Regions from separate parts of the Mus musculus genome. Here regions 1, 2, 3 and 4 are each linked to region 5. The links are chromatin loops, found by intact Hi-C in ENCODE. Cell type or tissue: heart. All regions are shown on one strand. Links, peaks and the distances in the headings refer to the core of each region. The heading gives the core; the rest is flanking DNA. Region 1 overlaps Asb15 (ankyrin repeat and SOCS box-containing 15). Region 2 has its middle 10 kb from the start of Lmod2. Region 3 has its middle 12 kb from the start of Hyal6. Region 4 holds the start of Ndufa5 (NADH:ubiquinone oxidoreductase subunit A5). Region 5 holds the start of Wasl (WASP like actin nucleation promoting factor).

Region 1 (6,424 bases), core at 941-5,940, 96 kb before region 5:
CATGTAGAGGAAATATGGAAAACTGAACAAAGTGAATTCACTTGTCCAATGAGAAAGTTTTATTTAGCTATTTGATGTTCTTTATGCAATGGGGGTATTTAAAAAGGTTTCATTTTTCCTCTAGTGCTCTGAAATACCTTATCCCAGTAACATCCAAACATGCAATTCAGAAAAGCGGCCTCACTCCAATTCACTCAGCAGCAGAGGGACAAAACGCCCAGTGCCTTGAATTGCTCATTGAGAATGGTTTTGATGTTAATGCCCTGCTTGCCGACCACATTTCCCAGAGTTACGATGATGAGAGAAAGACTGCGCTATACTTCGCCGTCTCCAATAATGATATCCACTGCACAGAAGTCCTTCTGGCTGCAGGTGCAGACCCCAACTTGGATCCCCTCAACTGTCTCCTTGTGGCGGTGAGGGCCAATCGACATGAAATCGTCCGGCTGCTTCTCTCCTATGGGGCTAACGTCAATTGTTATTTTATGCATGTGAATGACACTCGCTTCCCCAGTGCCATTCAGTATGCCCTAAATGATGAGATTATGCTGAGGCTCCTGCTGAATAATGGTTACCAAGTGGAGCTATGTTTTGACTGCATGCACGGAAACATCTTTGGGAATTCATTTGTGTGGTCAGAGACTGAGGAGGAGGGACTGCCAGGGTGGACATCATGCATAATAAAAGATAATCCGGTGAGTTCCTTTCCTTCTTCTTTCAGATCAGTACCTCAACTAATTTTTCTCAGGAATCTTGACATTTTGATATTCTTAACCCTTTTGATTTATTCATTGACTGCCAAATTTGATCAAGAGTATGTTGCTTATACATTAGCAAGATTTTGCTGAAAGGACCCAGATGTAGCTGTCTCTAGTGAGACCCATAAAATGTCATTACATTTAAGGATGTTAGAGCAAAGAAAGTAAATGTTGATTTATATGCTTCTCTGTCTTCTTATTACTGTAGACAACTAAGCATAAAGAGGCCCAGGAATCAAGGCTACTTCTTTTCTTGAGTTAGAAACACAGTGTCAAATAATTTTAAAATGCAATCATTCACCTGTGCCCACTTGGTGGAGTATTAGGAATAGAGAGAAAAAAATCATCAAGGTCATGTTCACTGTGATCCCAACAGAAGCATGAAAGTGCATCTAGTACTATTAGTTCAAAGTAACAATAGTTCAAATGGCATTGCTTTTTCATTTTTTAATCATAATCATGAATAGTTTCTTTCTTGTAAAAGGACAAGGAGTAACTTTTCATATAGTACTGGTCATGCATATGATACATTAAAATACCACTGAATTAACTGTTATCATTTTTCTCAGTTCTGTGAGTTTATTACAGTTCCGTGGATGAAGCACCTGGTGGGCGGCATTGTCCGCATACTGATAGATTACATGGATTACGTCCCTCTGTGTGCAAAACTGAAGTCTGTGCTAGAAGTACAGAGAGAATGGCCAGAAATACGCCAAATAATAGGTAAAAACAGATATTTCCTTTACTTTAAATTTTATTTGCTTAGTGTGTGTGTGTGTGTGTGTGTGTCTGTGTGTCTGTGTGTCTGTGTGTCTCTGTGTGTGTGTTGGTGTGAATGTTAATATGAGTGTGTTTTTCTATTCTCAAAGAAGCTTACAATTAGCAATGACAATACCAGCTCTGAACATCCTTCTCACACAGAAAACTTGGTATGGAAATGTCAGTTCCTACAAAAAGAAATACTAAGTGATGGTTCCAGATCTGAGGGAGGAAATTTGTAAGAATGAACCTGGAGCTTCTGCCCAGATCAGGCAGCCACGAAACTCAGTGGCCATCAGAACTGGGTCAGAGGCGTCCCAGAGCCATCCTAAAGAGACTCTCAGGGGCCAAACAGGACCATTCAAGTTTCAAAAACTCAGTTGTTTCAATGAGTAACACTAATGTGTCCAAAATGTCTAAATATATGATGCCTTAAAACCTGATCATTTCAAAGAGTTTATAAAAAAAATCAACTTATCTTGAAATTTGTTAGAAACACGTAAGCCATTTTTCTGCCTTGTTTATGTGAAACATGTCACAAGTAACCAGAAATAGATGAGCAAAAACAAAAACAAACAAACAAACAAACAAACAAAACAAAACAAAATGAAAAAACTCTTTATGAAGTGTCGCAAATAATATATACAAATTCATATAACTATCATTTTATACCCTGAATAAACAAATGGGTGTGTTTGTTATACCTTGGCTATTGCCAGTATCATATGGTGGAGGTCCCAGAGAAGAGAAATTTGCCAGAGATCAGACATAAGTAGGATCAATCTCTGGATTCAGCTACCAGCTTTCACAGAACAGAAGAGACAACAGGAAATGGAGCTACATCCTGGCAATACATTCCAACCATGGGAAAACATAGAAATGTGGGCTCTTTAATAATTAATTGACATGATAAAAATGAATAGAGGAAGAACTTAAAGATCATATAATATTCAGACAATATCCCGTAACTTTTTAACCCTCTAGCCAAAGGAGAACCCCAGACCATGACATCTGTTGTTGACTGCTGACCTGCACATGCACACACTCACTCACTTCACTGCCGCACTCATGTGGCACACACACGCAAGCCCAGCAAAATGAAACATTAGGGGCTATTCGCTTCAATGTTAAAAGTGACCACATTTTGTTATACTTGATTATAAATTTTAAATTAACCTTCTTTGACTACTAACACAAAGGCATATGCCTGTAATCCCAGCATTGGGGGGCCAAGTTCACATTTTTTGTCGGTCCTATAATTAATGTAGGGACAGATCACTTAGATGATGAGACTTCGAAAGGGCTGATTGCTGAACAAGTGAGAACCATGGTGGCTTATGGGAGAAGGAAGAATGAAGGTTGGGAGGCTGTGCAACCATCTTCTGTGGCTGACGAAGCTCTATTTCATAACCTGTGATGTAGGCGAAGATGGTCGTCTACTTGATACTGCCAAGTGCATTGGAACTATGTGTGTATGTAGTTAGTTAGTCCCATGTTTTAAATTTTCAAAACCAAAAGCCTTAAACGGTTTGTCTGAAACACCACTAAAGTACAAATAAGTTAATTCTCCAAAGTTCTGGGCATAACCCCAGAGCCAGGGGTTGAGCCTTGTGTGTCTTACTCCATAACAGTGGCTTTCTCTGCAGTAACTGCTGTTATATAAGTAGCGCAAGTTTTTCTAGGAACTGAGAAGTAATGATCTACGTGAACCTCTGTAAATGAAATTCTAGTTGTGGTGGATTTTGAAAGACACCCCAGGCAAGAGTGAAGTTAGGACGCTTTTCTGTGATTTCAGTGTTTTTTTTCTGCAGCAGCTTGATAGCTGGTTGCTGTGAGCCTTGTAAGCCACTGGATGTCAGGGTTCTCCTAGCTCTAGGCAAGGTGGTTTGTTTGTTAAGGCACAAAATAAAATTGCAATCTTATAGAACGTGGGAAGGTACGTATTTTGATCATGATCTTTTTGCCTCATGTTTGTAGAAAATGGCCTAACTTATTTTTTGAGATGGGGTTTTGCTCTGCAGCCCAGGCTAGTCTGAAATTCTCTCTGTATCCAGGCTGACCTCAAACCTATGACCTTCCTGCCTTGCCCTCCAAATGTGGGGATTATAGGTACATGCCACCAAGGATAACTTTGTTTTAACATTAAAATAATGTAGTTTGAAATATTATAATCGAATGTAGCAAAAGGTGATCACTTTCATCATTGAAGTGAACAGTCTCTAATGTTTCTTGTTGTTGTATTTGTGTTTGTGTTTGTGTACATATGAGTGTAGCAGGTCAAGTGAATGTGTATGTACGTGTGTAGGCCAGAAGTGAACGTCAGGTGTCATTCCTTGGAGTTGGAGGGGAGGTTCTGATTAGGTAGTCTAGCTGGCCAGTGAGCTTCCAGTAACTTCCTGTTTCTGCCTCCCTAATGAACTCTTGAAGAGCAAACATATTAGCTACTGAGCTGCCCCTGTCCCCCAACATTTATTGAATGTTATAGCCCAGTGTGTCAAAGGTTTTCCTAGTAATTTATATGAACTATTTAGCCTTCAGACAATCCTATGAAGTAGGCACTATTGTTACCCACCTTACGTAAACAAGAATACTAATTATAGGAGTTAAGGTCCTGTGCAAGGTCACACAAAGTAACACAGGCAGGGTGTTAATCCCAGCTGACTGAATCCAGAGCCAGTGTTTACTTGTGTCCTTGTTCTATGCTGCCCCTTCATGGGTTCTTTTTGTTGGCATAAAACATCAGTGTTATAATCCTAATAAAGAGTAAGAGGTTGAAAAGTATACTTCCCATCACCAGATAAGTGACTGTTAGTGTCTAGTGTGTTGCAGACACTGGACACAGGCCTCAGATTGAATTGTGAATGATTTATGAAATTGTCCAGTGGTGTTTTAATTATTAATAATTAGTGATAATTATTCATCAGAAAAAATAGTAGAAAAGAGAGCAAATAAGGAAATACATCTATATAATATTTAGTTCTAAAACAAAATAATAAAGGAGAAATGTAGCGCCATTTGCTATTTAACATCCAATCCATTTGTTTATTTAACAAACTGGACACCTATCAGGAGCCAGACTTGCTCCTGGCCCAGATGCAGACGGAATCCCTGTCCTTGTGGAGCGCAGCTCCGGAGGGGAGGCAAGGGCTAGAGGACTTAATTGAAATGTGAATTGAGGTCAGCGTCATCAGCTGCTAACGTGCATATTTTCAGAGATACACAGGGTGCTACTCTGAGACAATCTGTACCTAGCGTGGGAAGCCAATAGGACTTTTAAACTTTCTGCTTGTTTCCCCGTTTATTTTAGAGAATCCTTGCTCCCTAAAGCATCTGTGCCGATTAAAAATTCGCCGAGTTATGGGACTGCAGCGACTCTGCCAGCCAGCCTCCATACAGATGCTTCCTCTCCCGGCGGCGATGCGAAGATACTTATTATTTAAAGAGTTTGACCTCTACGGACAGTAGCTAAAGTTAATATAACTTTAAAATTATATTTTAAAATGTGATTCTTAAAGCATTTTTTTTTAACTGTGATTCCCCTAGAGAAGTCACTGGAATCATTTTGTATTCTTATTTTGTATTCTTAAGTGTATTTTAACACCACTGAGAATCTCGTAGCTATGTCGTGTCCCTATGGGAAGATCATGTACACTCTTAAAGACTTTTAGGCTGCTAAGATAAGTAATATGCTGTATTTTCATTTCTATTGATTGTCCTCAGTTGTTACGAGTCTTCATATTCTCCCTATCAACTGAATATCAATATTGAGAGTCTAGGCTTAAAAGGTAAATAACCAGTTTCTCACCACCACCACCCCTGCCCCACAAACATGCCAGCTGCTGCCCTACCTATTATTAGAACCCCTGCTCTAGAAGAGCTCATTTATGCATGCAGATTCACCCTGTAAGCCAGCCTCTCCAGCGCTCCTTGGCTCAGTCCCTAACAACTTCCTTGCGGCTAAATTCTATAAACAACTTTCGCTCCCCTTCCTGTTGATTCTTGCGGCACTAACTCAGTTTCCTGTTAGTCCTCAGGTTTTACCATACTGATAGGCTGCTCTTTTCCCTCTCCGTCCTCCCCCTCAACCTCCCTGCCTCTGCTTCTCTAGGCTGCTCCTCTTCCTGCAGGCCTCTAGAGACAGGTCCTCTGTCCTTTTCTGATACGCTGTGTTCTCTGGAAAATTCCATTCACTAGCCTTGGTTGTGATCAGTCTGCTGGGGACCATGATGTTTACAGCTGAAGTTCAACTTTTTGTCTCCTATGCTTCAGACCTGTTCGACATTGACGTAATACATTTCTAAACATAAAGGTATCTGTAGTTCAACGCGTCCTCAAATCCTTCCTTCACAAAACACTTGTCTCTTACATTCTGCAGTTCAGTACTAGCACAGGCAATTCTGTTTCCAAGTGAAAAAGACTTGGCATAAGTCTCGACACATACCCCCACCCCTATTTTCTCACCCAGCATGCCAACTCAGCAAATGCCACCGAGTTTCTCTCTTAAATCCACCGTTTCCTGCTCAGTCCCACAAATTCCACTGTACATCTGACTGTGTTCTTCCTCCTACTGAGACAATACAGTGCCGCTTCCCCGACTTGCTCTCCTAGCCTTTCTTTTTCCCAGTTCCTTACAGAGTCCACACACAGCACTTCAGAATGAACTTTCAGAGACTTTAATATAGCTCATTCCCTTGCTGAAAATCACTCCCTATTATTTTGGGATAAACATCTCAAATTCTCCCAAGACCTCCACGCTTTAACTGCCCTACCCATATCCTCTGTAGCCTATCTGCATATCCCCTCCCCCTTTTGGCAACGTCATTGCTACACATCTTCTACAGCAATTCCCAGACTTTATGGTTTTATAAGACCAGAGGTTTTCATTTTATTATTATTATTATTATTAT
Region 2 (6,424 bases), core at 750-5,749, 77 kb before region 5:
ACCTATAAAACCAGAAATTATAAGGAGGGTCATGAGTTTGAGACAATCTTAGCTTACTCATGTTAGCCTATGCAATTACTCTTTCTCTAAAATCCTAATAAGAATATAAAATATATTTTAAATTTAAATATATTAAAAATGTTTTATGTATTTATATATATAACACTTAAAATTGAATTTTTAAAATATTTATATGAAATAAAAGGTTAAAATAGTTTGGAAAATGACCAATTTTTTAAAAAGTGAATGATTTCAAAATGTTTAAAAATAACAGGCTTTGTTAAGGAAAGTGGTAAACTGAAAGCCACCAACATCTTAAATTTTCCTTTCATCTCCATTGTATCATCATTTGTTACAGAAATGGGAACAGGACCTTGAGAAAGACCCAGTCCGTTCTAGTGCACACAGAAAGACCACCTCGGTACAACACCCTTCACTTGTCCTTTGTGTCACAGGCCACAGAACACGTCATATGCTCCTCTCCCTTGATTATTATTACAAAACTCAGAGCGGGACAGGGTTAATTTCCTCCATTCTATATACAGAAATACACCCTACAATTAGTGAAGGTTGTGAAAATTAGATGTAAGACTGTACCTTAGAGCCTTGGCTCCAACTCCACAGCTCCTTTTATAGCATGTTGTAGTTCATTGAGAAGGGGGTGGGGATAGGAGGGGTATCTACTTAAGGAGCTCCAATCAACAACAGGTCAAGATCTTTCAGTCAACATAACCCAGGTGGGTGAACTCCCCAAACACATGGTGAAAGCCAGGTGGTCACAGGCAGTATGGTAACAGCCATTTAAAATATTCAAACATGGATAATAGACACAGATAGAAAACATATTAGGAGATGACTGGGCCTGTGTGTTAGGAGACAGTTAATTGCAAATGGACATAAAAAATATTTTAGGACCAAAGGAAATGTTCAGAACTTGGCTTTTGATGATGGTGACACAGGTTGGTAAATTTATTTATTTAAAAAAAAACATTTAACTTTAAACTTACAGTAGATGAGTTTTATAATCATAAGTTGTAACCTAAAAAGTCACTTTAAAAGAAAGAAGAGGGGAAATATGTCCCTGACATGGAGTGACAGTGTTTATAGACTGCTTAGGTGCTCCTGCCTAAACAGTGGTCTATCTTCTGGCTTAGAAAAAGTGTATGGATCTTGTCCTGGTAGACTGGTATATTTTGTTGTTGCTATGCTGATAAGACCATTAAGAGCAGAAGATGTGCACCCTCAGGGCCACATGTGACATGCCTGCTGCTTTCACCAATTCCATTGACCCCACATCTCAGATCAGCAGCGCTCGCTTTTTGCCAGCTGCTGATATTTTCATACTGGTCCTCAAAGGGCATTTACACACACACACACACACACACACACACACACACACACACACACACATCCAAATGTGTAACTTGAAGAGTTGAAAGAATTTCCTGCCCTGTGAAGGGTGTGAACTGGCAAAGAATCATACAATAACCTTGGAAAATAACTCCAGATAAGGAAACGGGTGTGGGGGTGTGGGGGTGGGGGGTGGGGGTGGGTATTGCAGAAAAGTGTGAGCATCTTGGGAGAATCCTCAAAGACTGTGAATCTCAAGAAGTCAGGAGAACCTTGGAAGGAAAGGTCAGCTACAGCTGTGAGTCTGAAGACACAGTGCTTCGGATTTCTCCAACAGAACTGTTAAAGAAAGAGCCCCAGTGTCCGTGGCGCAGAGGCATTCTCTACATACTTTGCTCTGACCCTTCTGCCCCCCCCCCCCCCCCCCTTCACAACGGGACCTAAGGACTTGAGTCACTGCTTCCTGGCTGGGCTAGCTTCTAAGCAGAGGCTGCCCCGAAGGGAAGAGACCTGCCTGGAAAGTATCCATAATGTGGGTATCTGGTCCTTACACCGCAGGTGAGCACATCTGCCCCACTGGTGACACAGCTCTCTGGGTTATATGCCGGCTAGCTGGGGGATGGCTGGAAGAGCTGCTCCTCCACCCCAAGGAAAACATTGCTTATTAGCACTTCAGATGATGTGTATAAAATCTGTTTCCTGTCTCGTTAGTGGAATTCCACACGCAGAGTCTGCAGTATAAGAAAGGCCTGATCGATAGCATTCAGTTTTTTTCTCTCCTATTTTTGGATTTTTCCCTCAAAATTATATTTTTTTATTTTCACAGTTTTAACACAGTCAGTTCATCTTTTCATTTACACACATTAAAATGATTTATATATGTTTAAGCTAGGGAAACACAGGATCACCTATACATGACCAACAGCCATAGAGGCTCCATTCCCAAGTTCAGTGTTTCATTTTGATCTATTTTACAATGAGAAAGCTAGTAACCCCAGTGTGAGAAGCAGCATGATTTAAAGAACATGATCACGCTCATCACATGTTAGCTGGATGAATGCAAAGATATCTTTAAATTCCCAGATCCCGTTTCTTATCTTTTGTAAAATGGAATAAATCATATTTATTCATCAAGTGTTATCCCCCACAGTGTGAGAATACACATGAACAGAGAGGGAATACAGACTGCTTGGCACACTGGCTATATAAAAACTGTTTTGTAAACTATAAATGTTATACAATTGTGTGATGTTATTATAAATAGCCCTAATAATTTTAAATTTGACTCACACTCTCCACCCCAAGTTGGCATAGCTGGAAGACTTGCTAGTCTGCCAAAGCTTGAGAGTACAGGCTTGATAAGGGAATTGCCAGTTCTCAGCTGTTCCCCGGGGCCTGTGGTTTGCTGTCTGTCCAGAGCCTGGCGGATCTCTGACCTTCTCCCCTGGGAGTCTTTCTCTAGCCTTCTGAGAGGCTCCAGTAAACAGACTGAGCAAAATCGGAAGCTTGGCTTCCTTAGGAACTACTTCAGCCTTGTTACAAACCATCTGTAAGGAGTGGGGGCAGGAGGGGGGGCACTGCAAACCCTTCTTTGTAAGTGGAAAACATGTTAGATTGATTTGAGGTAGCTTTGCATTTGCACAGGGGGTGGAGAGGATTTGATAAAGCTTCAAATAATAGTAATTATAAAGCAGGTAAAACATCCTAAATCATTGTGGGAATAAAAGAATTTTCCATTTTCCTGTGCAAACAGATGGCAATATATGTTTTCTGTTCTTTTCAGCAACTTAGGGGGTGGGGAAAAAGTAGCCTGGCCTAGTGGCAATTGCCTGTATTTCCAACCATATTGACAGCTAATGTATGAAGCTCACAAGTTCAACTTTCATTGAGGCTACAGAGTGAGTTCAAGCCAGTGTAGGAAACTTGGTGAGATCCTACCTCAAAAGAGAATAGGACTGGGGGACGGGTAGCAGGGGTAGGATGGTTCTCTGATATGAACAGGGTCCTGGATTAATCAAAATATATAAGAGATAGATGGATGGATGGATGGATGGATGGATGGATGGATGGATGGATGGATAAATAGATAGATGAGATATTCATGAAATGAACAAAATATCTTCCTGATTTTGGGATGTTCCTAGGTAGTTGGACTGGTTCTTAGCTGTGAATCTCACAGAGATGAAGGAAGAGTGACCAAAAACCATGATCCTTGGGCCTGTGTAAGCGTTCAGATGTCCGGGAACAAGAGAAAATTTGTGAAGGTGCTTAATCTGTTGCAAATGGGAAGACTTTCTCTGAAGGCAGTTTTGGTACACAAGAAGAACCTAGGGCTGGGGTACAGCATTGTGCTGCAGTGTTTGCCTAGCATGCAAGAAGCCTTGGGTTTGTTTGTCAGGCACTGGCAGAGCCTCTCAGGAGACAGCTATAACAGGTTCCTGTCAGCAAGCTCTTGTTGGCATCTGCAATAGTGTCTGGGTTTGGTGGTTGTTTATGGGATGGATCCCCAGGTGGGTCAGTCTCTGGATGGTCATTCCTTCAGTCTCTGCTTCACACTTAGTGTCTATAACTCCTTCCGTGGGTATTTTGTTTCCCCTTCTAAGAAAGATTGAAGTATCCACACTTTGTTCTTCCTTCTTCTTGAGTTTCATGCGTTTTGTGAATTGTATCTTAGGTATCCCAAGTTTCTGGGCTAATATCCACTTCTCAGGGAGTGCATATCATGTGTCTTTCATCAATGGGAGGAGAGGCCCTTGGTCCTGTGAAGGCGCTATGCCCCAGTACAGGAGAATTCCAGGGTCAGGAAGTGAGAGTGGGTGGGGTGGTGAGCAGGGGGAGGGGGGACAGGATAGGGAGTTTTCAGAGGAGAAACCAGGAAAGGGGATAACATTTGAAATGTACATAAAGAAAATATCTAACTTTAAAAAATAAAAGAAAGAAACAGCATTTCAGTGTGCTCAGGGGATGACTCTGATGAATACAAATCTAATAATAAAGCAAAACCCATTAGCCCCACAAGAAGAAGAAGGAGGAGGAGGAGGAGGAGGAGGAGGAGGAGAAGGAAGAGGAGGAAGAGGAGGAGGAAGAGGAGAAGGAGAAGGAGGAGGAGGAAGAGGAGAAGGAGGAGGAGGAGGAGGAGGAGGAGGAGAAGGAGAAGTAGTGTTGGGTTTGATCACAGTGAATTAAAAAATGAGTAGTTCAGAAAACACAAAAATTTTCAATTATCTCATACCAAGTAATTGTCATGATTTCTGCCATTTTGAAAAATCCATTTTCACTTACATGACTAAATCACTCCTGTCCCACTGCTTTGTGGTGTTTTGTTTGTTTTTAAAACACTCCCTGAACCACTCTGGAAATCAGTCTGGTGGTTCCTCAGAAAATTGGACATAGTACTACCAGAGGATCCAGCAATACCTCTCCTGGGCATATATCCAGAAGATGTTCCAACTGGTAAGAAGGACACATGCTCCACTATGTTCATAGCAGCCTTATTTATACTAGCCAGAAACTGGAAAGAACCCAGATATCCCTCAACAGAGGAATGGATACAGAAAATGTGGTACATTTACACAATGGAGTACTACTAAGCTATTAAAAACAATACATTTATGAAATTCTTAGGCTAATGGATGGATCTGGAGGGTATCATCCTGAGTGAGGTAACCCAATCACAAAAGAAGTCACTTGATATGCACTCACTGATAAGTGGATATTAGCCCAGAAACTTAGAATACCCAAGATACAATTTGCAAAACACATGAAACTCAAGAAGAACGAAGACCAAAGTGTGGACACTTTGCCCCTTCTTAGAATTGGGAACAAAACACCCATGGAAGGAGTTACAGAGACAAAGTTTGGAGCTGAGACAAAAGGATGGACCATCTAGAGACTGCCATACCTGGGGATCCATCCCATAATCAGCCTCCAAACGCTGACACCATTGCATACACTAACAAGATTTAGCTGAAAGGACCCTGATATAGCTGTCTCTTGTGAGGCTATGCTGGGGCCTAGCAAACACAGAAGTGGATGCTCACAGTCAGCTATTGGATGGATCACAGGGCCCCCAATGGAGGAGCTAGAGGAAGTAACCAAGGAGCTAAAGGGATCTGAAACCCTATAGGTGGAACAACAATATGAACTAACCAGTACCCCCCAGAGCTCGTGTCCCTAGCTGCATATGTATCAGAAGATGGCCTAGTAGGCCATCATTGGGAAGAGAGGCCCCTTGGTCTTGCAAACTTTATATGCCTCAGTACAGAGGAACGCCAGTGCCAAAAAGTGGGAGTGGGTGGGTAGGGGTGTGTGTGTGGGGGGGGGGGAGGGTCTGGGGAACTTTTGGGATAGCATTTGAAATGTAAATGAAGAAAATACCTAATTAAAAAAATAAATTAAAAAAAACACTCCCTGAACACTTAATAACTAACTGTGCTAGGCCTCAGAGACAGTGAGTGGAGCAGCCACTACTCCTGCCCTCAGAACAGCATTCTCCCTTCTAAGACCTGACTTAAACAAGCAATCCCAAGTGCAAGGCATCCAGAAACTGGGGCCTCAGGGCATGTGCACATGCGGGCCTGAGTGCGGCCCAAGAGGCAGGCAAGGCTTTATACAGGCTGAGAGGGAGCAAGTGCGGTGGATAAAGAGCAGAGCAGCCCAGAGTGGCTCACATTCACACTAGCATGGCTCAAGTGTGGGGTTCTGGCAGGCGATCCAAGCCAGACAGGAAAGGTGAGCCACACTCCTGCCTAAAGGTTCAGCTTTAAGAACAATGGGAGGCACTCAGGTAGAGGATGATCTGGTGAGATCTGTGTTCTTAAAAGGCTGAAAATGGGGGCAGAGGGGTAGGTGCTGGGTGGGGGGTGACAATAGGCAGAACATAAGAGAGACTTATTCCATTGCTGGCTCTAACCGAGAGAATGAAAGCAGCGTGAAGTCAAATTGAGGCAAAGGAGAACAACCAGAAATAAAGCAGGAATTCAGAGGCTGTTAGAGGAAAGGAGCCGAGACCTACCCTTACACAGCAGAACCCGGTGAGAGAGCAGCTGAAACTCCCAGGGCCTAGCGAGTGGGG
Region 3 (6,424 bases), core at 920-5,919, 57 kb after region 5:
GTTGAACCATATCTCACGCAGGAGACAGTGGATTCAACCTATTTGCTGCTTTTTAAATGTTCAAAAATTAGCCAGCAAAAAACATAGGTAATAAATCTTGAAGTCTTCTTGATTGATAGCCTTCAATATTTTCTTATTAATCTAAATTCTTTCTTTAGGAACACTGTTGTATTAGAGTTCTCTAGAGAAACAGAACCACATATAAAAGCATATGTATAATCCTATGTGTGTATGTATGCACATGCGTTTATGTAAAAGTGTTATGAATCATGAAGACATGGCACATGAGAGGAGGAGGAAACAGTTCTTATTTATTTAGCTCATTATGTTTCACGAGCACTTCTGGATATATAATATTAAAGATAGGGGCATATGACTATCATTGGTATTTAAGGGGCTAATTTGAAGCACAGAGAAGTTAGGAATCTTGAAGTTTACGGATCTAGAAGGGGCACAAGAGGTAGCAGCATCAGAAACAGTGTCTTTTCATAGGTCACCTAGTAATCCTGATGTTGCATCTCCATTATTAAACCCTAAGCACCTGCAGCATTTATTGCATTTAATCCTTTCTTGTAATTTTGTTCATGATATGATTGTTTATATATGCTCTATGTCCAACTGATGTGAGGTATGTTTATGTATGAAATATAGTTTTATATATTACATGTAACACCAGTCTGTTTATTTTAAAGGATAGATTCTATTATGCATTTTGGCTTTTTTTTTTTTTTAGGTAATAATTTGTTTATTTGACAAACTTTTTGAATTAGTTTTTAAGGCATGTAGATAATCTGTGCTGTGTTTAATGATGTTGACAACTCAGAACATGCTAAATTGTTCATATTTAGGAAGTCTTACAGCATGTGTGAACATAAGCAAAGAGCTCAACTTTAAGGGATAATTTCATTTTCTGTAAAAAAGAGATAGTAGAACTTTGGTAATGTGTGATATGACTGAATTACTTTGTATATAAAAGTATGACGAACCCCTTGGCATGTAAGATGCAAAGAATTTGTGTGTCTTTGTTTCCTAAAGGAAGCCACCTGCGTTTACAATGCATCAACCTCATTGGTAAGTCCAACATGAGTTATTAACGAGAGTTATCTTCTTTGAAGTTTATGAAATTTGTACACTTATACCACCTTAGAAAGATGGGAGAGTGTGTGGACAAGTATCCCTTGGCTTCATCTGTTTGGCAGAAGGTACACATCTTTTGTAAATATGGGTGGTGGCTTATTCTTTGAAATATACATTACTGCTTGAAATCTGCTTCTATTTGAGACACCAGAGATGACTTCCATGGATTATTATTGTGATGTCCACTCAAAATATCTTTTTTTGGTCATTGTTGTTGTTGACTGCTTAGTCACAGACATTTATACAAGATTTTAGGAACACAGACATTAATAAATAGGCAAGTCTCATCTTTACATATAACATCCCTTTCCATACTAGAATTAACTGCCTCTAAAGTTCTGAGTTTAAGGACCTGAAGAAACCCTACTGTGTGGATTGAGTTTCCTGGAGGAGGTGTGAACAAATGTCTATTCATCCTAGATAGCCAACTAATGACAGACCAAAGAAACTATTCTATCAAAGACACTTGGCAAACCAATAAATTTAGTGGGGTTACTTACCGGAGAATGGATAAGGAGTCACTTGTATAGCATGGATGACTCAAAGGTAGAGTCACTGAAAAGCTCACACCAGTTAGACAACTGTTCATGAACATTGCATTCCTAGAGTTTTCTATACAATGTTCAGTCAGTTTAACAGGTTGGAGCCTTTCACTCTCCAGCATACTATACTGCTTACTATAACCTTAGAGAGAGATTTTGTAAATTTGGTAAATTTTAGGAACTTCCTGAGATTCATGAATTCTTTCCTTCCTAGACCATGAAGTTTTGCTTCTTGATTCTTAAGGATTGAATGTTAAAATTCAAAGAAATTACTACATATTAAACTCACATTCTCCTTGTATTCTCAGCAGTGGAATCAACTCCATCAATAGGCTATTTAGCCCAAACTTATATTTTTATTTTCTTTTTTGGATATAATCCAGTTTTAATTTTTTAATTGAGTGATAACTTTGAAATGAGTCCTTCTACCCTTCCTCTCATGATATGAACAATTAGACCCAGACCATAGAGACCAAGCATCATTCTTTAACTGATAAAAGCACAACAGGAAAAAATGCTAATTATTTTTGCATAAATTACACTGCTGCACAAGCAAACCACATAGCATAGAGTAACTGCTCATTTAATCACCACTGTTGGAACAGAATATAAGTTTTAATTGTTGGGTTTGTCTTTTATTCTCATTGTAAATCTGGATAAAGTGCCTATGTGTCTCTTCTGTAAATGACTTTAGGAATGCAATTATACGCAATCCATATTGTCTTTTTACTGGCCAGAACATATTTCACAGAAATAATAAAGTCTTAAATATAAAGACTTTGAATCCACTCTTACTTTCCTAGTAAAAAATTCAGTCCTTAGGACTGGGCATGATAAGGTTAAACTTTATTAAGCACAGCATACCTTAGTCTGAAGTAGATCAGAAATTTGAGGACAGCCTGGGATACATGACATGAACCCAGCTAAGTAAATAGTAATTAATCACAGAAAGGAATGAGATTACATCCATTCTATACCACGGATGAGTCTGAAAATATCGTGTTAAATTAAAATTGATGTTCACAGGTGAGGCCATTATGCACGATTCCATCCATGAAAATGGATTTCTACCCATACAAAATTTTTAACGTATGTAAATCGATAAGGACAGAACACAGATTGCACAAAGTCAGAGGAAAGGCACCTGTGGGCCGGTAGTTAGGTAACTAGCATAGCCACTCTAACTTAAATTGTCAACAGTGATCAGATACAATTTCAAGATTAATTTCTCAAAGTTTCAACACAAACGTCTGCTAAAGTAATAGAGCGCTGAGACTTTGTATTGTTTTCGTTACAATTGCAGCCACTCTTCTCTAGCATTGGCCAACAAACAGACAAACAAACAAAGAAACAAGCACCGGGTCCCCCTAAAGAACCCCAAACAAAAACCTAAAACCAAACTCAACAACAAAATCCCTCAGGTGTGAAGAGCCCCCTGCTGGCCGTTTCCTAAGAATTCCTGGTTCACCCAGGAATCACACAGACCTAAGGACTTCGGTCTAAATGTAAACTTTCTTAAAAATCAAGGCACTCTGCCGTTTGATAAGAACTATTTACAATTATCCCATCATTACCAAAGCCTGTTTGGATTTACGCGGGATTCACTTTCTATCTATCAGCAGATGTCAAAACGTTCTATACCTTCTATTTATCCTGTTTCTTGAAAAGAGGATTTTGTCTCTCAAGTCTCAATTCTAAAGTTCTCTGAAAGTTTTTAATTTGAAAAAAAATTGTTTATTGATGATAATATGAATCTTAACAAATGTCTAAAATTATACCACCAGATGGCGCTACCTCCCTGCAGTTCCCGAAGCACCATGTTTGAAAGGACATTTTACAGTGAGTTTTAATTACCGTCTGTTAGTACTATTTAAAGTTGCAAGAATCTGTTATCCAAGACTCTGTTGTGCCATAGGGCTTTATAATTGTACACCTGCCAGTGGAAGTTGGCCAGCCAGTAGCAACACATAAAGAAGCTTAGCTTCAGTCTCTCTTGGATTTTTAAAAATTTTACCTTTCTATTTATTTTGTATGTTATTCCTAAGGAGTATAAGAATAGGCATTTTGTTGTGGCATAACAAATCTTATTAAAATATATATCGATAATGACCTCAATCCAATAAAGATTCATAATGATATATTACAATATTAATTTACAACCACAAAAGGTAGAGCTTTTTTTTTTTTTTTATCCAAGGATAATATTTATCTTGTACTTAAAAGCAACGTTGCAAAAGAAAGTTGGAATTAGGAGGCGGCAGGTGGCTGGGTGTGGGAATCATGTTCTTGATTCTGTGACAGATATAAATAAGACATTCCTTTTAGTCTTTTACCTTGCTGGTCCCCTTATAATTACATGGGTATAAAAGGGCAAGTTCTGGCCAATGAAATGATAGTGCAAGTGAAAGTCTCTTTTCCAGATGGAGGTTATAAGGCATTCATGGGTTTCTCAAGGGTTTTTGAACTCAGAGGAATTACAGGAAGGAGAGAAGAATGGGAAGCAGATGTATCTGTGTGTTGTTTTCCCTCATACAGTTTTTGGTTCCACCTGAAATTCTTTAACTAATGAAGAGAACATGGAGAGTGGAGAAAGACTCTCACACTCTGCCACTCAGTATTTGAGATGAGGGAGGAAGCAAATTAGCTGGAATCCTATACCAGTTGGGGCAGTCCTGTGATAGTCAGCCCTGCTCAGGGAAAGGAAAGTCTGCCAATATGGCCTCCCAGAGCAGGTTTTGCTCAGAAGTGATTTAGACTGATCTACAAGTTGTTGGAGCACCAACCAGGAGAGCTTGCTGGCGAAAGTCATCACAGCAGAACAAGATTCCTAGTGATATTTCAGAGGAGCTATATAGCACATGGGAGATATAGCCACATTTTGAATAGTTAGCTGGACCACCAGTAAGTAGGGAACATTCGACCTAGATGTCAAAAGACCATTACCAGGCCATGACTGAGGCAAGAACACACAGTTTAACCTATACATAAACTTTAGTGTGAAATAAAATTAACTTGAGATGTGGGCAAAGAATACTGTATGAGAATATGAATAGGCTAAGAACATTACGCTCAAGACCCTTGATTCTTCCCTGCTCTTGGGACCTCCACTTATTCTACTTAAACAGTTCATCCCTGAGCTAAGGTGTAGCTTCTTTGCAGTGTGTCCAGTATATGTGAGGCCCTGAGTTTAATTTCCAGTACTGTAAATAGGTTGAGGGATCTAATGTGATAAAGATAAAAGGCTTATTTAGTCAGCATTTAGAAGGTGGAGTCAGGGAGATCAGGAGTTCAATGAGATTTTCTCTCAATAGCCAAAAACTTCAGTTACTGCCCCTAGAACAACTGCAGCAGTAGCAATGAATAAACAACAGATTTTATTGAAGAAGGGGCAGAAAAGATCTGAGACCTATGAGAGACCGAACATTTGAATTATATAGAAGTCCCCTTCTATATAATTTGTATTATATATTTGTGTTTATCAAATGCTATTTTAGAATATTTTAAAACAGAATTAGAATTTATTTAATTTTTTTCCCAGGCACCATCTTATTTAATCCAAGATGACTGCCAATTTCTGATCCTCCTGCCTCTGCCTCCTGAGGGACCAGGTTACAGGCTTGTGTTACCATATCTGGCTTTAGTTTTTGTTTTTATCCTATTCATGTATAGAAGATTCAAGCTGAAATGGTAGTAATACAAGCTAGAATGGTTGTATGTAAAATGACACACACGCACATATACACACACATATGAATTCTAATATGTTTCTGTTACATGTCTGGAAGTGCTTGATAAATGCTCAATGAAAAATTAACTTAAAATTTCCAGAATGCCTGACATTGTATCTTAGATATTTTGAAAGCATAAGAAATTTAATATAGTGAATAAAGAATACCCGATTACCCACAGTTTTAACTTTTCCCCACACTCACTTCCATTTTAATAAGTGGCCTCACAATTTAGTTAATTCCCACTGTCTTTAAATCTGTCCTTTCTTTTAACTCTGTGTCTAATGCATCAGGAAATCCTGCTGACTTTCTTATCAAATAGGTGTTTAGTCTATGTCTTTCTATCTCCATCATTCAAACTCCATCAAAAGACAACTCGATGTCTGCATTCAGTTTCCTTGTATCATTGGCATTCTTTTGCTTTTTAAACTAAGAAACCAGTGTTCTGTTTTGAAAACACGAAGGGAATCTTATCTTTCATCTGTTTAAAATACATTGATGACTTTTTGTGCTCTTAGGATAAAGTTGTAGGGTTGGTCATACTGGTTAGAGGTGGAGGGCTTGCCCAGGAGCACAGGCTCTGGCTTCTGGGTCCAGTTCCTAGAACAGGAGTTAAATATATCTAAATCCATTGCTTTTCCTGCTGAGCACTGCTGCCCTAACGGCTGCTGTGTTCCCTAATGGCTGTTGTGTTCCCTAATGGCTGCTGTGTTCCCTTTTCTTTCCTCCCACACCTGAAGCCACACAGGTCTTCCTGATATTTCTCAGGCACAATAGGACATTTGCTCCTATTCCGTGTGTCTGGAACTTTTCCTGTGAGGGTAATAATTGCAAAGCTGCTTCCTTTTCAATCTTCAGATTCCAGTTCAGATGTCACTATAGGAAAGCGTTCTTGACTGTCCCACCTCATCTCTGCCTCCACTATACTTTTCACAGTAATTAATTTGGTTTAAAAAAATTCAGCTTCCAGTATTTTTTCTCACAGCTTCATATAAAGACATAATCTTCCCCCTGAAA
Region 4 (6,424 bases), core at 618-5,617, 140 kb before region 5:
GCAGAACTTTATAGGATGCTGGATCAGAGCAGTACCAGCCACATATTGTCTCATTCCCAGTATTAGCATCCTATAAGGGAAGAATCACTCCAGCGGAAAATAGAATGGTTCATTAAAAAAATATACATCTGAGACAGAGTTTGGGGGATAGCGAGTGGAAAACTTGAAGATGTTGGAAAAAATAATTTATATATGAAGTAATAAAGAAATAGATGGCAAAAAAACCATCAAGAACATGAAGTAAATAGTGCATAGCTCTACAGCTGTGCTGTGCAGTAGGTAAACACGGTTAAAGAATACTTGAAATGAGATTATTCAGGCTAAAATATGATGTAAGTAAAATATACTGAAAAAAGGCTGCAGACTAGCATTAGTTTTCATCCTGATTATATCATGAAGTGATAGTTACGCTTAATGTTAGGTTACATCATAAAGAAGAACTTTCTAGAAAACTCTTAGCTTACACACGTGGTGCTCAGATCTCCTTGGAGAGCGCCTCACTAGAAATCACTATAAAGCAAGCACTTAGGAAATAAGTAAGCGGGAGAACAAGTTAGACTGCAGTGTTTTATAGCACAAGTCCAAGCACTTGGGCCTTTTTGTGGGGGAAACTAAAAGACTTAAGGACAAGGTTTGTGTTTAAGGAAAATCAACCTGGTGGTCGTGAGCTAAAGAACAATGGACACAGATCAGGAAGGGCAGGAATAAAGCTGCCGCAATGATTTGATCAAGAACAAGGACTTAAGCCGCAGTTGTATCTGATGGAAGACGAAAGAGGACAAACTGGAGACTGCTGCAGAAAAATGCAGCACAATTCACTACTAGGATAAATATGAAAGTAGAAGGTTTTGATATCAATAACAACATCCAAATTCAGAGCTGGGGACAGAACAATTCATATACCATCAAGAGACATTCAACCCATAGAGGAAGAATATCTAGAAATAGAAGTGTGAGTTTTGTTGTCCACAAGTCTGAAGTTCATAAAGACTGCAAGAAAGCCACTCAGTATTCACTATGTACTATGTACTAGTCAGAGTTCTAGCAGTGAACGCAAAATAAAGTCTTTGTGAAACCTGGAACAGACATGTCAGTGGAGCGTGGTCTGTTAAGTCATCTGGACAACCCCTAAAATAGAAAGCCACGGGAGGGTTTTAAAGAAAGATTTGCATACCCAACATGTTTTAGCACTTGCAAACCAGCTGAAAGAAAGCAGGGAAAAGCAGTTACAAGAGAAATGTAATTGTCACAGGGATAAGGATGGTGGCAGAAAAAATGGCAGCAGCCAAGGAGGTGATGAGATGTGAACAGAGGCTGCATAACCCAGGGGTCAACCCAGAGGATTTTCTTAGTGGCAAGTGAGGTGTGGGGTCATGCAAGCAATCCAGGACCATTTCAAATGAGACATCCCAGCTGGCTATGCTAACCCTTACCTAGCTGCCTGACACAAGTGAAGATGTCAACTAAGAGCATGTGTGTAATACATACATACACACACATGACTATAAAAGGTCAGTACTTGATATGGAAATATAAACGTTAACTGTTGTCTGTACCCCATGAGAGCCAACCTAAACCTAAAACCTGTCTAAGAGCTAGGTCTTCAATACTACAACATGGGGAAATGAAGGAACAACTGGAAAAGGCAAATAATTAGGGGGAAAGAAACAATAAACAATAAAACAAACAAACAAAAATCCCAAACTAAGAAACTTCGAAGCTCTGACATCCAGTAAACAAAGTACTTAATGCAGATTATCAAGAGTGTCAAAAATGCTTCACTTGGGTCAATGTGAGGGCACAGAGGGCAAAGGTGCCTGCCAACAGCCCCGTGACCTGAAAGATCCCCAGGATCTACAAGGTGCAAGGAGAGAGCCAACTTCAGAAAGTTGTTTTCTGACGGACAAACACTGGCATGCACACAAATAAATAAACGTAAGGATATTTTCAATGCCACTTTCGGTACAATTACGAGAAATGTGAACTGACTAGCAAATTTAGCATCACTGGTAACTCCTTAAAAAAAAAAAGTTTGGGCCTCGCTTAAGTGTACTCAAGGAGTAAGAGACAGTGAGCACTGACAACGCTTTCGAGTTATGTGTGTAGACGGGAAGGAAAGAAATGGTGCAATTGCTGAAAGGGGGGATAAATCACAGTGGTTTTGTTTAGGTTTGTTTGGTCTTGGTTGTTGTTTATGTTTCCCCAATGGATACCGAAGGAGGCAACCATGAGGACGACAGGGTCAGCCAGTGTGCGAAAGGCAAGGCAGAAATGTCGGTAGGGAAAGGATGGAAAATGAAAATGCGACTCTGAAGGGAGCTGAGAATACTCCACACCACTGACGCTAAGAGAATGCCGTGAAGAAACGCGTCTTAATTAAGAGGTCACGGCGAAGGCAAAAGGAGGCATTGCAAAAAGGATGCCACGGGGTCAGCGAAGCTCAGCGCTGCCCCGGAGGCCAGAGCTCACGGGGGTCTCGTTAATCTTGCAAGGGCAAGTTCGGTCGATCACAGTCTTGCTTGAGAAGGACGACACAAAAAGTCGCACTTACCTCGTGTGGAGTGTCGCACACCGCCAACCCCACCAGGCCAGTTGTCTGTGCAGAGACAAAACAGGACCGTGATGTTTACCGTAATCCCCTGGTTAGCCGACCCTCCCGACACAACTACGCACCCTGTCGCCCCCTGCCAGGACAGCGGAACACTCCCCCAACCCCTCCTCTTAGCGTCTCTGCCCACCGATGAGGGAGACGCGGCTGCCTACGGTCCCCATTCGCAGCATCACGGTGACCTCCACACGCTCACCTTTTTCAGCAAGCCCGCCATGACAGCGTCCAGCGCCTCCAGCGCACAGCCCTCTGGGAACCTTTCCCAAGCCCGCTCAATCGAGCGTCGATGCTGCCCCTGAGTCACCTAAGAACACTCTTGGCTCCAACCGCTCGGGCTGGGTAGGGGCAGCTCCCGCCCACCTAGGAGAGGTAGATTTGCGCCTGCGCAGCTCACACAAGCGGCTCCACGCAGGGCTTTGGTGTAGTAGAGACCGACTGACGTCTCTGAGTACTAAAGGTTAAGAAAAGCGCTACGCTACGGAAAAACTTGCAACGTAGTCACTGCAGGGACTTTGATTTTGCTCAGCCTTCGACTGCTATTTTACCCGGACTTCCTCAGGTTATGGAAATGAGGGTGGAAGCAGGCCTGAGCACCATGAAGAATGCTTTCCCTCCACGTGTGTGAATGCATACTCATAAGTGGAAATTATAAAGTGGAATTAACCATCTGATGCATCCGTTTTCTCTTGAGGAGACTGATGAATGAAAGGTTATGAAGTCGTAGTCTTTGTTCCAGTGGGTGTTTATGAGGTCATAGTCCCTGTTCTCTGTCCCTCCAGATCCCAAGAACATCTGTCATTGTTGAGTGTGTTCTAGAATGTGGAATCATGGCTTTATAAAAGATGCATGTGTTCTTTGTAACTTTGGATTCAAGCGTCTGCATGGCAGTATTTGCTAAAGACATCGAGAGTAGACAGACTTGACTGATCCAGGCTATGAGGTACTACAAAACGGATTGCTTCCATGCGGTACAAAAATAAGTAGATTTCTGAACCAACCTGTTGTAGAGGGCCACACTGAATGAAAGCTTGCTAGTGGTATTCTAAGCTAGAGACAGTAGAATTCGCTATAAAGGGACACATCCCGTGGCATCTGTGATATCAGAAGGGGATCTAGGAATGCATTAACAAACATTGCAAGAATAGAATGTTCTGGGTTCGCAGGTGGTAGAAGTGCACTGTATGGCCGACCCAGAGGAGTAAATGTCCCAGTTCTAGGAAAGGCGGATTTTAGGAAAGTTTGAAAATGCCAGAGAGGAGTTTGAGGCAGGAGAACTAGAGCCAAGCTCTCGACCTACTACATCTTACAGAATTTGCTCTTCAGGCCCTCTAACCTCCAACCTGAGCTGGAGCCTGTGGTTCTGCTTCTCAGTGGTTAGAGGCTTTATCGTGAGAGGTTCCATCTTAACAAAATTAGGTAGTTAATGAAATCCAGGGTTCTGATTCAACAGAGGAAAACAAAACAACAACAAAAACAAACAAACAAACAAAACTAGGAGAAACAACTGAAAGAGAGTGTCTTGGTGCCCAGGTAATGGTGAGGACATTTGCCCGAAGGGACATAACTTATCATTCCTGGCTTGTACCAGAAGTGATAACAATGCCAAACCAGACAGTTTACACCCCTCTCCAAAACCTAACTAGGCCTGTTTGAGTCATTAAGTTAACCACTTGGAGATTTTCTCTCATACCATTTGTTCAGAAAGAGGTTCAACAAAATTAATGAGTAAAATTGTCCAGTGTGACCATTTTCAAAAGGAATGAGCAGGGCACAGCCTGTCTCTGAGAGGGTGGTATTTATGTGGAAATGTGAGACCGAGTAAAGAACTGTTGTTACACAGAACCAGCTAAAGGATGCTGCATCCTGAAGGAACAGTCAGTGTAAGCATCCATGCTTCACTGAAGAATGATACTCCAGACTCTAATAGTATATAAGCACAAGGTGTTTTATTCTGCAGAAGTCCAGCATGTTGGAATCGCCCATTACCAAGATAGAGAGACAAGCAAGTGTACTCACAGGCCTGATTTAAAGCACATTAGGGCATTCTGGGGTAGATGACCCTTATCTTACTCCATCTCTAGGGACATTCCTTTACTATCTTGGGGGCTGGAAGCTGTTGCTGAGGAAGTAGCTGAGGAGGTCTGGGAACTGCTGCTGACCTCATTGTCCTTGCCTCAGGCCAGGTGGCAGGACAGTTTCTGAGGCCTGGACTTGCTTGGAATTGCCCAGTTCTTGGAAACAAAGATTTAGGCCTAGTCTCCTTAACTGCCACTCTGAAGCCTGACATGAGATCAGCCTAGCCTTCTCATCAGAACAGAGTCCTGTTCCCTGGACAGTTTCAAGGCCAAAATCACTTAACCAGAGCATCTCGTGGATAAATGAAAAACCTTCAACTGTCAGATCGCTCTGACTAAACTGCATTCTCCCACCTTTCACTCTAGCCAAGCCTACTTCTTTGGAAATTTTCCACTAAGGAAAAAAAAGAAAGAAACAATAACAAAAATGTTATGTTTACTAACAGCACTGGTCAAGACATTTAAAGAGCAGTACAATGGGGTAACAAAACAGTGTGGTGCCTGCTTTCAGAGGTGACAGGGAAATGAAGATGATCTGGGTTAACCACTGGGGCTAAGAAACATCAGAACCTCCCTAATTCTTCCTAAAATTATATATAAGCTTTTACAATGGTACAGGGTGGAATTCTCATACTAATCCACATGTTTTGAAAGCCTGGGTAAATAGTGTAATCATATTCTCCCCCACTACCTCAAAATGTCATAGTGAACATAGCTTTGGGGTCTAAGAGCTTCCTTGCTTGTAGTATACAATATTAAATAAAACAGAATATATAACGTATAATGAAGAAAGAAATAATCTTAGGAGTCTTTATATTTAAACAACTTGTCCTTTCTCTGCTACATATAATCCTGTGATACAAATATAGTTGAAGCATCTCAAATGCTGCCTCTTCCGGGTCCAGTTAATCCATGAGCCATACAGCTTTTTGACCAGCAGGTGGTGACAAAAGTTAATGACAATCTTCCATCACTTAGATAATGGAGGATTTTGCTGGTTGTTTTTTGTTTGGGGTGTGTGTGTGTGTGTGTGTGTGTGTGTGTGTGTGTGTGTGTGTTCTTTTACATGTTTTGGCACAGTCTTTGTGATGAAATATTGTCCGTACAGCATAAAAGAGTCTGGCCCAGAATATCTCAGCATCGTGTAGGTGGTGGGGGAAGAAAGTCCGTTTCAAAGTATCAGGGACTCAAAGCCCACGTGGCATTCAAACAATCATAGCTAATAGCAGTCAGTAACTAAAGAAGACTCGATCTTGTGACTTTGTATGTAACTTAAGTGTGTCCCATCACATGCATTTTTAATACAGACTGTGAGACTGACTTACGGGGCTGGAGAAATAAGGTGTTAAAGGAGTCAGTGCGTTGTCAGAACCTAGAATGAGAACGGGCTGGAGAAAGGTGCATATATTACAGTGTAATCCTGCTGAGCAAGAGGTATGGCAGGAATGTTCACAGCAGCTCGACACCAAAGGATGGGGAGGAAGGAAATTAAGTGGACTATACATCATATCTTAAGAGCATAGCTGTTTTTGTTGGCTGTGGGGAGCTGGCCAAGAGACTCTTAGGGAAACTGGGAGGGAAGCAAACCAAACAAAACTGTTTCTTGTAACTTCCCAGTTACAAGACCAAGGATGCAGCAGGGAGTATGGCCTGGAGAAAAAGACTTAAGTGATTTAGACAACTAGAAAGATGCAGCAAATAATGTATCTGTGAGGGACAATGCGTTCTGATGGGGCATGGT
Region 5 (6,424 bases), core at 532-5,531:
GACAGCATTCTAACTTTACAGGTAGGAAAAGCAAAGACAGAGCAGGAAAGTAAAGAGGCTTGTTCAAATTGACCCGGAGCTTAAACCCACACTGCCTGACTAGACTACAAAGCTATCTTGTCGGTCTTGTAAAGGACTGACTGACTGACTGACTCATCAGTTTACGTGTTGTTTCCCTCTTCAAACACCAAGTTCCCTGAGGGCAAGCATCAATTTTGATTTTTGACCTCAACATCCAATTACCCAATGCAGGTTTGTTCGATGAAAGAAGGAATGAAGAACTTACTTAAAATCTGGCACCATATAATGGTTTCATTTCTTAACTTTGTAGATAGAGCTCTCAATGTATCTGCTTATTATATTTGTTCTGACCTGTAAATTTGCTGCTTGATTTATGAGAATGCATTTATTTCACTGTTGCTTTAAACTACAAAACAAACAAACAAACAAAACAAAACAAACAAAAAAACCCTCTGAGCAAAGCCTATTAGGATTATTCCATAACACCAATTTTACATTGCTCTCTATTAAGCCAAAGGCTTCATATTTTACAGTAATTTTCACAAGAAAGCAACAACAATGTGGTTTTAAGTTACTGCAATTCAAAAGGTAAAGTTGATTAATAATATATGATGTAAAGAAATTGAGCACTGACTACTTGTAACCATTTCAGTAACCCACTTATGCTTACAGTGAGCCGTGTTATCTTTGTCTATCGAAATATACTCCCACATCTGTCATTTCCTTGAAACCCTGGGTAAACACTACAGTAAGCTCTGAGCAACGCATATACTAGAACACAAATGAATGTCTGCCATGCCTGAAGTTCACGGGCCTGGTATGTGAACACAGTGAGCTACTTAATGTTTGATAGACTGTACACTAAAGGTACTAGACCAGCAAAGATGACCTCTACCCTGCTTGCAGGCAGCTCATATTAAAATAAAAATAAAATAAAAAGATTTCCCTAAACTGAAAATTATGCAAAAATTAATGCTGCTTTAAGAAATTTACATTTTATTTCTATTAATTTTATGTAAAAAATGAAGTAGTTATTCCTTTAACACCACTTTGAGAGACAAATCAATAAGGGGAACAAAATCCTCACCAAACAACATGATGTAGTGGAAAGTACAAAGTAACTGGGCATATAGTTCCAGTTACATTCCTAAATTACTATGTGACTTGGGGCCAAGAGCTCCATTTTCTCATTTGTTTAAAGAACTATAGAGGACAGACTTGGTTCATCTTTAAAGTAAATTTTCTCCCAAACTCTTTTTCTTCTTTTTTTGAACCACTGTTTTCTACTTTAGTCAGTGAACGCAGTGTTCTTTAAAGTCTAAATTTTAGAACAAGAAATACATCTTAAGTCCGATGGAATGATTTGGTTTCCCAAAGTCGATATGAACAGTCAGATCATGAAGTTAACAATTAATCTGGTAACTTTCCAGAAACTGTCTCCTCTTAACTTCTTCAGCAGGTGTAGTCTGATTCTGACATCTCCAACATTGCCAAGGGAGGATATGAAATGGTTCAGCTCGGCTGAAACTTCTCTGGGTGTTTCCTGGGTTCCAGAGGCACAGGCTCTGTGAGAGCTAGCAAACACGGCAGAAAGGGAGCCGGCTAGCATTCCAACAATCCCCCTTTCAACTCAGTCACCTCAGGAAGATCAAGATAAGGCCTTCACCCAGAGAACCTCCCCACCCCAGAAAGGCCTGCAGCCAACGTAATGAATGCTTCCGTCAATAACACCCATTCCCCTTCCCACAGAACTGCTTGCTCCCAATCCGCCATCTGGGGTTGGAATGGGCCTCCTCACAGCACCAAACTCAGAACCACTTTTGATCCCAAAGGCCGTGAGCTATTAGAAACTGTCGCTTCCCTACGCATGGCTTGGGAGCGAACAGCACCCTACACCCCACCCCACAACGCCAGGGAGGAAAAGAAAAACCCACAGTGGGGCGGAGAGCAGAAACTAGGCCTAGTTTCTGCTGGAGAAATAAACCCCGTTTTTGTTTTTTTGTTTTTGTTTTTTGCAATTGGGAGCAGGCGCATTTCCTGCCCTTGCTCTGATCCTAAGTGTCCATGAACCTGCACTGCACTTTATTCTCTCCCGGAATCCTTAAGGCGGACCGAAAATCCAATTCGCTTCTTTCCCCATCTATTCATTCCTAAAACCTCTAGCATTGTTAAAGAAGATAACCCAGATCCAGAAGTGGGAAGTGAAGCAAGGGCCAATGCTGGGATCCTGTCCTGAGATCTTAAGCTGCTGATGCACGAACAAAATCCCCTTGTGGTCTAGAGTAAAGTTTGAACCTGCAGCAAGGGCACGGACCCGGCCCGGCCCGGCGGACCTGGGCTACTGGGCAGGCCTATGGAGGTGACACTCCCTTGTTCTCCAGCAGCTGGGGGAGGTGGCTCCGGGCCGGGCAGGCCTGCACCCGGAGAGCTGGGTGAGGGGAGCCCCAGGGCCCGGGAGGCTGGAGGCCTGGCCCGCAGCAGCACCCCAGCCGTGCCGAGCCTGCCCCCCTTCTCCCTCCTACCCTTGAGTCCCGTTCCCCCCCAGCCCGAACCCGCCAGTAGACGTTGGGGGGTGGCGACAGGGGGGTCTCGGCTACTGACCACACATTTCTTGCCGAGGAAGGAGAAGAGAGACTCGTTCTCTTGCGGGGTGAGCAGCAGGGAGCCCACGTTGGTGACCCTCCGCGGGGGCTGCTGGCCCGAGCTCATGGTGTCGCCGGTGGGGTGGAGCGTCCAGGGTCGTCACTTCTGGCGGCGGGCGAGCACTCGGGTCCCACTCTGGGTGACAGGGGCGCGAGCCGGCGGTCACAGCCGCAGCATCCCGTCGTCGCTCCTCCGGCGCGCGGAGGCCGAGGGAAGGAGATGACGGCGGGCGCCCTCGGGCCGCGCGCCGACAGGGAAGCTCCGGGCTCCCGCCCTGCTCAGCTCCGGCTGGATGGTCGTTGTCCTAGCACTCCGGCGGCTGCGCTAAACTCCCTACTCCTCCAGTCCTCTGGCGGCGGCGGCGGCAGCGGCGGCGGCGGCAGCCGCACAATCCAACATGGCAGCGGGGGCGGGCGAGACCACGGGACGCGGGACGCGGGGGAGAGCGCCGGAAACTCGGCAAGGCGGGACACCCCCTCGGTTGCTGCGTGCCGGGGCGTGTCCTACCCAGGCCCCGCCCCTTCCGGAAGCGGCAAGGCTCATCCCGGTTGAGGTCTTGTTGCAGGCTAGTCGCCCCCACCAATGACCACCGCGCGCGTGCGCAGACTCAGAGCGAGGCAGGGCTGGCGGGTCTCCTACACTGACTGCCGAGCCGGACGCCCCCTTGCAGCAGCGCCCACCTTTGCGGAGCGTCGGGTCCGCGTAGCCAGTGTTTGTTAGGCATCGAAGCGAGACTCTCAGGCCGCCTGTCAGGGAGATCTAGTTTAGCTGGAGAGAAAGGTCGGCCGGCGTAGTTTCGGTCAGAGCCGCAGGTGCCTCGGGTTTCTGGATCTTAGTCCCGGCCGCCAACGGGGCGTGGAGGGACATTGCTAAGATCAGGATAGACATCTTCAGAGATGTCAAAAACAGAATCGCAAAAGGCGTCCACCACCCGCCTGGCGGATCTCGTGGGATAGGTGTGTGTAGTTTTTTCCTTGCCTTGTGAATTGGAAACTACCCCTCTCAATCTTTCTCTATCTCAAGTTGGAAGCACCTTGTCTCTTTAATTCAGGATGAATGCACGCGTTTGGGAATGTCGTGTAGGAATACACCTTACCTCTTTTTTCCTTACGAGTTAATTTCATGGCTCTGTATTCTAGGTGCAGGGACCTAGGGCCTGGTGCATACTCAGCCAGCTGAGCAATATTCCCAGCAGAAGTAAATAATGAGAATTCATTACTGTGTTTCATAATATTAAAGGTTAGTATAAAATCATTGGTTGAAAACTAAAAAGCTTTAATTTAAAAAAATTGGAATATAGAGATGATAAACCAGATTACAGCGAATTCTATAAAATGTACATCCTACTATTAACATTAATCATACAACGTATCACATAAGTTGTACTAACGATGTTTGCTAATTACCTAGTTCTAATTAAACAGTTGCATATTCAACTTTTATGACAAACTCTGGTAAATTTCTGATAGCTCTCAATACATTGATAAACTATTACCGACGAACTGAAAACAAAGCTGTAAAGCTGCCTATAATGCACATAATGAAATTGGGTGATGAAGAGCAAGCCTACAACAGAGGATGTGCGAATATACTCTTAGGAGTTCTCACATAGTATATGGATATCTCAAATTATGTTAATGTTAACGGAAAAGATAATCTTTAAAAGTGGCAAAACTTTTTAAAATAGTAGGTTTGTGAAAGGCACCATTTGAAGTACAAGAAATGTTTGAACCGTGGGGCTAAGAAACCTGGAAGATGAGTCAGTTTATGATTTGTTAAAAATGCACCTCTTATCAACTGAAAGCATGGTGACAGCCAAGATCATCACAAGTTCTTGAGAAATGTTTCAGCCCTGACATTTTCAAACTCGAACACTTCCTTATCCAAAAACATAGGCTGCGGTTGGTTCAAGGTTGAAGTTCCAGTTAGACGGTTGTTTAAATACATCCGGGAATTGCTTCTCTGTCTCAGGTTCCTCATCTGTAAAATAAAATCACTGTTTCATGGAGGTAGTATAGTGGAACTTGGGACAGTTAGACCTACTTTAAAAATGTAGAGAGAAAACCATGTGCTAGTGTACCTGATACACAGTGAGTACCCACGGCCTGTCTCCCTTTTCACCATCTTTGCTAGTGGTCTGCTATGTATATCTTTGTCTTAGAGGATCAAGTATTGAAGCATGTATTTTTACATCTATTTTATATAAGCCTGATTTTTCAAAAACCTTTAATTCACAGCCTTACACAATTCTCAAATCTATGTCCATGAGTTTAGAACATATTCTTTTTCTTAGTGATCAGGCTACAGATTTTGCCAGATTGTTTTAGTCCATTTTGCTAAAGTAACCAAACTGCTAATATTATAATTGTAGACAGGCCTGTTAATTAGTAAAATCCAAGAAGCTAGATAGGACCTAGACCAGAGAATGACTGCTTAATGTGCACAAGGTCCTGGATTCTATTCTCTCTCATTTCTCTCTCATTTCTCTCTCTCTCTCTCTCTCTCTCTCTCTCTCTCTCTCTCTCTCATGTGAGTGCACGAGAGTGCATGCAAGAGCACGCGCGCGCACGCGCGCGCACACACACACACACACACACACACCACAAACAACAAAGCCCAAAAAAGCAATTAAAACTATTTTAAGAATGTGTGTAGGGAGGTGGCATAGGAGGGGTTGGAGGAAGGATGCCTGGGTGGGGCTGGAGGGAGGGCAGGGGGAAAGTGATGTAATTTTATTTTCATTTTAAAATGTACACAAAATTAGAATGAACATTTTTTAAACTAAAAATACCAGCTCTCACTGACCACCAAACTGCTTTGAAAATAGATATGAGAGAAACAAAAAAAACCAAAAAACTGTGGCCTGGTATGTGTTTCCAGACCTCTTAGGAGAGACCGATTGGGTTCCAGTCTACTAGCCTGTGCTTCTTTGAATTGTCTGCTCTTTTCCTCCTCAAGAAATCTCGAGGCCTTACCTCAGTACAGCTTTCACTCACTGCTGTCTGTTTTCTTTAGACTTGAAGATTAAAAAATGTCATTATCATAATGCTTTTTCCTTAATCCCAATTTATTTATTTATGTCTTCCACAAATCTTAAATATAGTGCCTTGTCCACAAAACTTCAGCTTGAGTTCTTATTTCTAGCCTCCCCACCCCCACCTCAGGGCTTTCCCCAATACCTTGATAGTCATAAAGCAAGAAAATGTAAGTGTGAACATTTCGTTGGAAATAAGACTTCCTTATGCATTTGAACGCGTGAAGAACAAAGTGTTGGGGAAGTTCCTCTCTATTGTACACGAAGGATTCTGCTTTATTCATTCATCCTGGTATCAAGAAGGCTTAGCAATATTTGTTTCAAGAAGCCTAGCCAGTCCCCCTGACTTTTATTCTTGATAGCATAACTCCTCCTGCAGAGCACAAGACAGCATTCACTGTTTTCTTTGGCAAGTCCTTTTCTTATCTCAAATTCTTTTTGCCCAGTTTGAGAGATTGGATATAGTCCAGGAAATAAGCATTTGAGTCTCCTTCAGCTGGATGTTTTGAAGTTCACTAGGCTAAAACAGGTAGGGGTTTTTTTTATCTTCATCTAAAGTACAGCTGCTGTATTAAAAGTCTAGAGATAGAACAAATACAAAAGTAAGTCTTAGATTTCACTTCTCATGTGGTTTCCTTTCCCTATACTAAACTCTCTCCTAGACATTTATTTTCCACTGCTTTCTTTGCTATTATTCTTTAAGGTGAGTGCTTCATTTTGACAGAA

What was found. A loop is a pair of places that touch in the nucleus more often than their neighbours do. Peaks named below come from ENCODE experiments on the same cell type or tissue, not always from the same donor. Only the 100,000 strongest peaks of a DNase experiment are listed, where the experiment ranks them.
Region 1: it touches region 5 in a loop (2.7-fold over the local background); 2 of 42 quality-filtered maps call a loop at or near these places.
Region 2: it touches region 5 in a loop (2.4-fold over the local background); 2 of 42 quality-filtered maps call a loop at or near these places.
Region 3: a loop joins it to region 5, with 2.5 times the contacts of the local background. A loop is called at or near these places in 2 of 42 quality-filtered maps.
Region 4: a loop joins it to region 5, with 6 times the contacts of the local background. A loop is called at or near these places in 9 of 42 quality-filtered maps.

Annotation. Positions count from the first base shown.
Region 1 is chr6:24,565,795-24,572,218 of GRCm38, forward strand. Asb15 (ankyrin repeat and SOCS box-containing 15) reads left to right here. Exons shown (of 10, transcript NM_080847.3): 8 at 125-695; 9 at 1,328-1,481; 10 at 4,825-6,424. The coding sequence ends at 4,982. Among named protein-coding and RNA genes, the nearest start is that of Lmod2, 29 kb to the right of the region's middle. In heart, for the core only: a CTCF peak has its summit at 3,371; DNase peaks (open chromatin) are centred at 4,707 and 5,527; H3K27ac peaks cover 640 bases.
Region 2 is chr6:24,584,321-24,590,744 of GRCm38, forward strand. No RefSeq gene overlaps it. Among named protein-coding and RNA genes, the nearest start is that of Lmod2, 10 kb to the right of the region's middle. In heart, for the core only: no CTCF peak of the experiment used is centred there; DNase peaks (open chromatin) are centred at 1,311, 1,901 and 2,771; H3K4me3 peaks cover 640 bases; H3K27ac peaks cover 1,733 bases.
Region 3 is chr6:24,718,400-24,724,823 of GRCm38, forward strand. No RefSeq gene overlaps it. Among named protein-coding and RNA genes, the nearest start is that of Hyal6, 12 kb to the right of the region's middle. In heart, for the core only: CTCF peaks have their summits at 3,134 (motif pointing left) and 3,439 (motif pointing right); no DNase peak of the experiment used is centred there; H3K4me3 peaks cover 219 bases.
Region 4 is chr6:24,524,722-24,531,145 of GRCm38, forward strand. Ndufa5 (NADH:ubiquinone oxidoreductase subunit A5) reads right to left here and starts at 2,969. Exons shown (of 5, transcript NM_026614.3): 1 at 2,805-2,969; 2 at 2,552-2,596. The coding sequence starts at 2,825. Asb15 (ankyrin repeat and SOCS box-containing 15) reads left to right here and starts at 3,423. Exons shown (of 10, transcript NM_080847.3): 1 at 3,423-3,548. In heart, for the core only: a CTCF peak has its summit at 5,584 (motif pointing right); a DNase peak (open chromatin) is centred at 2,940; H3K4me3 peaks cover 2,347 bases; H3K27ac peaks cover 1,840 bases.
Region 5 is chr6:24,661,914-24,668,337 of GRCm38, forward strand. It overlaps Wasl (WASP like actin nucleation promoting factor), which reads right to left and starts at 3,082. Exons shown (of 11, transcript NM_028459.2): 1 at 2,623-3,082. The coding sequence starts at 2,730. In heart, for the core only: a CTCF peak has its summit at 3,023; DNase peaks (open chromatin) are centred at 1,698, 2,478 and 3,218; H3K4me3 peaks cover 3,396 bases; H3K27ac peaks cover 2,475 bases.